Linked DNA regions of Homo sapiens: region 1 is linked to region 2. Evidence: read pairs that join two places in POLR2A ChIA-PET (ENCODE). Cell type or tissue: HCT116. All regions are shown on one strand. Each heading gives the region's core, and the rest is flanking DNA. Links, peaks and the distances in the headings are about the cores only. Region 1 overlaps POLDIP3 (DNA polymerase delta interacting protein 3). Region 2 has its middle 32 kb from the start of RRP7A.

Evidence for each region. Peaks named below come from ENCODE experiments on the same cell type or tissue, not always from the same donor. Only the 100,000 strongest peaks of a DNase experiment are listed, where the experiment ranks them.
Region 1: POLR2A ChIA-PET joins it to region 2 with 5 read pairs; 2 of 35 experiments call an interaction of 5 or more read pairs at or near these places.

Annotation. Positions count from the first base shown.
Region 1 is chr22:42,580,202-42,584,585 of GRCh38, forward strand. POLDIP3 (DNA polymerase delta interacting protein 3) reads right to left here. Exons shown (of 9, transcript NM_032311.5): 9 at 3,520-4,384. It also overlaps the pseudogene RRP7BP. Among named protein-coding and RNA genes, the nearest start is that of SERHL2, 28 kb to the left of the region's middle. RefSeq lists a silencer at 1,573-1,782. In HCT116, for the core only: no CTCF peak of the experiment used is centred there; a DNase peak (open chromatin) is centred at 1,890; H3K4me3 peaks cover 1,904 bases; H3K27ac peaks cover 1,716 bases.
Region 2 is chr22:42,485,212-42,489,595 of GRCh38, forward strand. No RefSeq gene overlaps it. Among named protein-coding and RNA genes, the nearest start is that of RRP7A, 32 kb to the right of the region's middle. In HCT116, for the core only: no CTCF peak of the experiment used is centred there; no DNase peak of the experiment used is centred there.

The DNA of each region.
Region 1 (4,384 bases), core at 292-4,291, 95 kb after region 2:
CAGACACCAGCTCACCTCTGTGCAGTATGGGGGCACATTGAAGACAAAAAGAGTCCTCTTCTGAGGCCAGGTGGACTTGGTGCCTTGTTGAATGCCGTGTGCTCTCACATAGAGGTAGTGAGAAGCCTGTTGCTTTTCAGAGAACTTGATTGGAATAGCTGGAAAGGAAATGGGAGGGGAGGGATGGCCAGGCTACCCTGAGCTGAGGCCAGCGAGACACTCACACAACTTCCTTTCTCCACATCCCTGTCTAGTCCTATCTGTTCATCGATCCATCCATCCCTTCACCAACCCCCCTTACCCTACTCTTTGGCAAAGCCTGTGCGGGCTCTAAGAGTCTGCCCAGGAGGGCCTCCCAAGGCGGTGCAGGGAGAGAGAAGATAAATGGGCAATGATTACAGATGGGGGCGCAATGAGAGGGAAGCTCGAACCCTGCGGCTCTTGGAGTCAACGCCAAAATCCTAACCATGGCTGGAAGCCCCGTGAGACCCTGCCTGTCACTGTGACCTCTTCTTGTACCATCTTCCCCCAGCACCTTGGATTCTCTGTTCCCCCGGGTACACCAGGGCCTCACACATGCTGGCCTCTCTACCTGGCGTGTCACCCTCTTCCCTCCCGCTCACCTCAGGTTTAGCTCAAACCTCGCTTCCTCAGGAGAGCCTTAGCATCACCTCCGCCCCTCCTGCCAGCTCAGATCCCACTGCCTGTGCCTTCACAGCTTCTCTTAACAGTCTGGGGGCTATATTGATGAGATTCTTTGGTTAATCGCTGGCACACCCATGACTGTAATCCTCATAAAGCTAGGAACTGCTTCTATTTTTCTCACACCTCCGTCACAGTACCGGTTGGCATAGAGCTGCGGTCCCTGAACTCAGGAAGCTCAGTTGCAATAACGGAGAAGACAATTAACAAGTAAGCATACAGCAAACTTGTATCAATCGTGAAGGAAACATTACAGGGTGATGGGGTGGCAGAGGTCTTCCTTCCATAGGCCATCACGGATGGCCTCTTTGAGGAAGCAACATTAAAGCTCAGGCCAGAACGCCACTGTGCAACAAACCGGCACAGCACGTGCAAAAACCCAGAGGGGGGAAAAAGCATGTTCCCTCAGAGGAACAGAAAGAGCTTTAGGTCGGCACCAGCCAGACCACGTGGCCCACACAGGTTAAGAAGTCTGGTTTTTGTTTTAGAAGCTACCTGATAAAGCCACTGGAGGGAATGCAGTAGGTGTGGCGCCTATCGTGGGCGCGGCAGACATGATCGAATCTAAATGTCCTTAAAAGAACATTCTGGCACGTGGGTGGAGAACAGAAGCAGGGGCAAGAGGAGAAGGAGGGCAACCGAGTAGGAGGGCCTATAACAGCCCAGGTAAGAGCTGATGGGGGATGGACTAGGAGCAGAGGCGATGAGAAGGGGATGAGCTCACCTGGACAAGCAGGTGTGGACGGAAATGGGTTTGTCCTGGGTGAGAGTGTGGACAGAGGCGGGCTCACCCAAGGGAAGCGTGGACCAAGTTGGGCTCGCCCCGGGAGAGTGAGCAGGCAGAAGGGCGCCGCGTGGGTCCTCGGGACCCCGGAGCCTCAAGACCTGCGGAGCCTGGGGCCACGGGCCACCGGGGCTCACACCCAACCGTGCGGCCGCTCCTGGGGACCCCCGGCCGCCGCCAGCCCCCAAACACCTCCCGGCGATGCTGGCCGCCCCCGGTCTCGCGTTCCGGATCCCCTCACCTGCGTAGCACGGTGGGCTCGGGATACCGTCCTCCGGGTCCCGCGCCGCGAGCTTCGTCCTGCGCGCCACCATCTTGCCACCCGGGAGCGCGGGGGTCGCCGGGAGTTGCGGTTCGGCGCCGGCGCGAGCGCGTTTTTGTGGCGCCTGCCCCGCCCCCTCGCTCCAAGCCCGCCTCCCCGGCCCCGCCCGCCATGGCTCAACCTTCATCCGCTCAGAGGCAAATCAGCGCGCCAAAGTGGGAGTGAATGTCAGAGTCGACCCCGGCCAGTCACGAGTGCGAACTCAGCTTTCCACTCATGCATTCACACGTTGAATAGGCAGTGTGAGAGAAATCCAGGATGGCTGCTAGCTTTTCAGTCTGAGCAACTAAGAGGATGGTGTTGCCATTGACTGACATGGGTAGACTGCAGGAGAGGGGCCAGCTTAGGGAAAATCGAGTAGATCAGTTCTCTGTGGGCCGTGGTGAGATGCCCATTAGGCCACTCAGGGGAGATGTCAGGTGGGCAATCAGATATGAGACTCAATAGTCAACTATTTTTTTTTTTCTGCCGTCTCACTGTGTTGCCCAGGATGGAGTATAGTGGCATGATCACAGCTCACTGCGACCTCTGCCTCCTGGGCACAAATGATCCTCCATTTCAGGCTCCTGAGTAGCTGAGCTAATTTTTCGTTTTTTGTAAAGATAGGGCTTCACTATATTGCCCAAGCTGGTCTCGAACTCCTGAGCTCCAGTAATCTTCCTGCCTCAGCATCCCAAAGTGCTGGGACAAGAGGCATGAGCCACCATGCCAAACCGACAGTCAACTATTTTTTTTCTTTTGAGACAGAGCCTCGCTCTGTTGCACAGGCTGGAGTGCAGTGGCGTGATTTCACCTCACTGCAAACTCCGCCTCCCGGGTTCAAGTGATTCTCCTGCCTCAGCCTCCTGAATAGCTGGGATTACAAGCGCCCACCACCGCGCCCCTCTAATTTTTGTAATTTTTAGTAGAGACAGGGTTTTACCACGTTGGTTAGGCTGGTCTCAAACTCCTGATTTCATGCGATCTGCCTGCCTCGGCCTTCTGAAGTGCTGGGATTACAGGCGTGAGCCACCATGCTGGCCCCAATAGGCAACTTCAAATGTGGTGTCAAGGCTCCCAGAGAATGTTCCAGGCACAGGAAATGGAGAAGTGACCATCTTTAAAAGCCTAGGCACAGAAATGGCAGAGTCACATCTGGTCAAAGTAGTAACAGAGCACACTTGGGTTCAGGAGGGGCACAGGACCCCACCTTCTGGAGAGGAGTATCAAGTAATTTGCATCCCTGGTGGGGAGCAGTGGCTCATGCCTGTAACTCCAACACTTTGAGAGGCTGAAGCAGGAGGATCACTTGTGCCCAGGAGTTCAAGACCATCCTGGGTATCATAGCAAGAATCTGTCTCTATTTTTTAAATAATTAAGTTCCACCCCAAATGTTGAAATCCCTGCAAGATTAAAACCCTTGGCTGGGCGTGGTGGCTCACGCCTGTTAATTCCAACTTTGGGAGGCCGAGGCAGGCAGACCACCTGAGGTCAGGATTTCAAGACCAGCTTGTGCAACATGGTGAAACCTCATCTCTACAAAAATTAGCCAGACATGGTGATGCACGCCTGCAGTCCCAGCTAATTGGGAGGCTGAGGTGGGAGGATTACTTGAGTCTGGCTGCGGAGGTTGCAGTGAGCTGAGATAGTGCCACTGCACTCCAGCCTTGGCAACAGAGTGAGACTTTGTCTCAAAAAAAAAAAAAAAAAAAAAAAAAAGATAACTCAAAGGTAGGAATAACAAATGTTTATTCAGAAATGGATAAGTAATACATAATCACCCTTCATCTCTTAATGCCCCTTCCTCTCCTTCTGCACAGGAGACACAGATGGGTAACATAGAGGCATGGGAAGTGGAGGAGGACACAGGACTAGCCCACCACCTTCTCCTCCCGGTCTCCCAAGATGACTGCTTATAGAGTGGAGGAGGCAAACAGGTCCCCTCAATGTACCAGATGGTCACCTATAGCACCAGCTCCAGATGGCCACGTGGCTGCAGCTGGACTCAATGAAACTCTGTGACAACCAGAAGATACCTGCTTTGGGATGAGAGGGAGGATAAAGCCATGCAGGGAGGATATTTACCATCCCTACCCTAAGCACAGTGCAAGCAGTGAGCCCCCGGCTCCCAGTACCTGAAAAACCAGGTCCTACTGCCTTCTGGATGCTCTCTTGGGCCAGGAAGGGAAAAGTGTGGGAGGAATGTCTTCCAGCTGCTAACGAGAAGTCTGCACCCACTTGAAAGGGTTAGGAGAATAAAAAGCAGCATTCTTTAAAGAACTGCAAGTGGAGCACCACCAGGCCCCTTCCTTGGACTTTCCCGTCCTGGGCAGCCTCAGAGCCTGCACACTGAAGCTGGGTTCAAATCCTGGGTCCTTCCTGCCTGACAGACTGACCCCTGGAAACATGAGTCTCTGGTTTTTTTCACTGGGCTAGCCTCAAGCAAATCTTGGGAGCTCTTGAGTATCTTCGGCATGTGCCTTTTCCAGCACTTGCTACTGATTTTGCAGAGCTCCCAGAACCGTGCTCCCCAACTGGCTCCAGCTCTGCCAGCCTGGATTCTCTTCACTCCCAACCAGCAGGGGACCACTCAGTGA
Region 2 (4,384 bases), core at 177-4,176:
CAGCTACTTGGGAGGCTGAGGCAGGAGAATTCCTTGAACCTGAGAGGCGGAGGTTGCAGTGAGCCAAGATCGTGCCATTGCACTCCCGCCGTGGCGAAGAAGCAAAACTCTGCCTCAAAAAAAAAAAAAAAAAAGATAAATTTGGGGCAGGTCCTTGTCTATCAGAATTGAATGAAATGTTATTTTGACTTTTACTATGAATATAATTGGAGACTGGCCGGGCACGGTGGCTCACGCCTGTAATCCCAACACTTTGGGAAGCCAAGGCAGGCAGATCACTTGAGGTCAGGAGATCGAGACCATCCTGGCTAACATGGTGAAACCCCGTCTCTACTAAAAATGCAAAAAATTAGCCGGGTGTGGTGGCACTCACCTGTAGTCCAGCTGCTCGAGAGGCTGAGGCAGGAGAATGCCGTGAACCTGGGAGGCGGAGCTTGCAGTGAGCCGAGATCAAGCCACTGCACTCCAGCCTGGGTGACAGAGCAAGACTCTGTCTCAAAAAAATTATTATTATTGTTATTATTATATATATATATATTATATATATAATTGGAAACCAAAGTAAATAATTTCTACTTCGTCACCACCCAGGAGGAATGAAGATGAAGTATTTATTATCAGACACTCAAGTGAAGAAAAACTTTTTGGCCAGGCACAATGGCTCATGCTTGTAATCCCAGCACTTTGGGAGACTGAGGTGGGTGGATCACTTGAGTCCAGGAGTTAGAGACCAGCCTGGGCAACGCATCAAAAACCCATCTCTACAAAAAATACAAAAAATTAGCCAGGCATGGTTGTGTGTGCCTGTAGTCCCAGTTACTTGGGAGACTGAGATGGGAGGATCACCTGAGCCCAGGAGGTTGAGGCTGCAGCGAACTGTGTAAGGTGAGACCCTGTTTTTTTTGTTTTTGTTTTTGTTTTTTTTTAAAAGCCAGGTGCAGTGGCTCACACCTGTAATCCTAGCACTTTGGGAAGCTAAGGTGGGTGGATTGATTGAGTCCAGGAGTTCGAGACCAGCCTAGGCGACATAGTGAGACTATGTCTCTATGTAAAAACATTTTATTGATTTAAAATTTTTTGAAAAATTAGCCTAGTGTGGTGGCAGTGCCTGTAGAATCAAATCAGCTACTCAGGAGGCTGAGGCAGGAGGATCACTTGAGCCCAAGAGGTAGAGGCAGCAGTGAGCTGTGATCACACCACTGCACTTCAGCCTAGGCAAAAAACCAAGACACTGCCTCAAAAAAAAAAAAAAAAAAAAAAAAAAAAGTGGCCAGGCGCAGTGGCTCACACCTATAATCCCAGCATTTTGGGAGCCTGAGGTGGGTGGATCACCTGAGGTCAGGAGTTCGAGACCAGCCTGACCAACAGAGTGAAACCCCATCTCTACTAAAAATACAAAATTAGCTGGGTGTGGTGGCACATGCCTGTAATCCCAGCTACTTGGGAGGCTGAAGCAGGATGGGAGGCTGAGGCAGGAGAATTGCTCAAACCTGGGAGGCGGAAGTTGCAGTGAGCCGAGATCGTGCCATTGTACTCCAGCCTGGGCAACAAGAGTGAAACTCCGTCTCAAAAAAAAAAAAAAAAAAGAAAGAAAGAAAGAAAGAAAGAGAGGTGGGGCACGGTGGCTCACGCCTGTAATCCCAGCACTTTGGGAGGCCGAAGTGGGCGGATCACCTGAGGTCAGGAGTTCAAGACCAGCCTGGCCAACATAGCAAAATCCTGTCTCTACTGAAAATACAAAAATTAGTCGGGCGTGGTGGTGGGCACCTGTAATCCCAATTACGCGGGAGGCTGAGGCAGGAGAATCGCTTGAACCCAGGAGGCAGAGGTTGCAGTGAGCTGAGATCATGCCATTGCACTCTAGCTTGGGCGATAGAGCCAGACTCCATCTCAAAAAAGAAAAAAGAAAGAAAGAAAAAGAAAAGCTCTTCTTTCATTAACTAAACTTATAAAATAGTAAGATCTATGAAAAGAGAACCAATGGTAAAGAAAACTATTTAGAAGCCAAGTGTCTTCCCAAAACTAGAATATAAGGTTCCTAACTCCAGAAAAATCACTGTAACCATGTCTTCCTCATCTCCTTTGCAGCTAGGACTTTCTGGGAATGTTTAAATCTGGACCTAACTTGTGCGATTCAGAGTTCTGCAGGTTTGTCAGGGCAGAGTCAGGCCTGAATTAAGACCAGGACCCTCACCAAGGCTAACTGAGCTTCCTACTATTAGTTGTGAAATATTTGCTAAGCACCTTTGAGAGAAAACCATTAAGCCCACTGATGTCATGCATAGTAGACAACCTATACAAGGCATATGTGGTTTTTAATTTTTTTTTAAATGTTCACATTCAAAAGAAACATTTTCCAGAATCCTTGTGCCTAATAACTGTAATTACAGAAAATGTGGGGCAACTTTCAATAATTTCAAATTATTACCTTCGGCCAGGCGAGGTGGCTCACGCCTATAATCCCAGCACTTTGGGAAGCCGAGGTGGGTGGATCACGAAGTCAGGAGCTCGAGACCCGCCTGACCAACATGGTGAAACCCCGTCTCTACTAAAAATACACAAATTAGCCAGGCATGGTGGCACGCACCTGTAATCCCAGCTACTTGGGAAGCTGAGGCAGGAGAATCGCTTGAACCTGGGAGGCGGAGGTTGCAGTGAGCCGAGATCGTGACATTGCACTCCAGCCTGGGTGACAAAGTGAGACTCTGTCTGAAAAAAAAAACAAAAATTATTACCTTTGAGGGCCAGGTGCAGTGGCTCACACCTGTAATCCTAGCACTTTGAGAGCCCAAGGCAGGCAGATCACTTGAGGTCAGGAGTCTGAAACCACCCTGGTCAACATGTTGAAACCCCATCTCTACTAAAAATACAGAAGTTACCCGGGCGTGGTGGCGGGCACCTGTAATCCCAGCTACTTGGGGGGCTGAGGCAGGAGAATAGCTTGAACCTGGGAGGCGGAGGTTGTAGCGAGCTGAGATCACGCCACTGCCCTCCAGTCTGGGTGACTCAGCGAGACTCTGTCCCAAAGTAAATAAATAAATAAATAAAATTATTACCTGTGAGGCCAGGCACAGTGGCTCATGTCTGTAATCCCAGCACTTTGGGAGGCCAAGGCAGGAGGATCACTTGAGGTCAGGAGTTTGAGACCAGCCTGGCCAACATGGTGAAACCCCATCTCTACTAAAAATACGAAAAAATTAGGCCACACTCACGCCTATAATCCCAGAACTTTGGGAGGCTAAGGCGGGTGGATCACCTGAGGTCAGGAGTTTGAAACCAGCCTGGCCAACATGGTGAAACCCCGTCTCTACTAAAAATACAAAAATTAGCCGGGTGTGGTGGTGTGTGCCTGTAGTCCCACCTACTTGGGAGGCTAAGGCAGGAGAATCACTGGAACCTGGGAGGCGGAGGTTGCAGTAAGCCAGGATCATGCCACTGCACTCCAGCCTGTGTGACAGAGCGAGACTCTCTCTCAAAAAAAAAAAAAAAAAATCCTCTTCCTCCAAGGTTTAAAAATCATATAAATGTACCTTCCTCTCAATTATGCTGTGAACCTAAAACTGTTTCCTCAAAATAGTGTCTTTAAAAAAATCAAGAATACTATAGGCATGTTCTAGAAGAAAAATGTACAGGTTGCGGGCAGGAGACACCAAGCAAATCATTTCATATCTGGAGGCCTTCATTTATTGCTCCACAAGGTTAAGAGTTCAACTCACACCGGGGTCTATGAGCTAACCTCTCACCAGGGCATTCTGTTCAAACCTTGGGCCTCACTTTGTAAAAGTCCAGGAAATTACTCTCCCTTTCTGTTTGCACTCAGCCTCATGCCACGGGCCTCCTGGGCAGGTGCACTGCTGCTCCACCGGCACTCAACACATTTTTGCTAAAGGAATGGAAACACATACAAGCTGGGCACAGTGGCATGTGTCTGTAATCCCAGCTACTTGGGAGGCTGGGGTTGGGGGATCGCTCAACGCCAGGAGTCCGAGGCTGCAGTGGGCTGGGATCACACCTATGAATAGCCCCTGCCCTCCAACCTGGGCAATGCAGCAAGACCCTGTCTCTAAAAATTAAAAAAAAAGAAAAAAATAATAAACATATGAATAACTATGGCCGGGCACGGTGGCTCACGCCTGTAATCCCAGCATTTTGGGAGGCCGAGGTGGGCGGATCACCTGAGGTCCAGGAGTTTGAGACCAACCTGACCAACATGGTGAAACCCCATCTCTACTAAAAACGCAAAAATTAGCCGGGCATGGTGGCAGGCACCTGTAATCCCAGCTACTCAGGAGGCTGAGGCAGGAGAATCTCTTGAACCCGGGAGGCAGAGGTTGTGATGAGCCGAGATCGCGCCATTGCACTCCAGCCTGGGCAACAAGAGCAA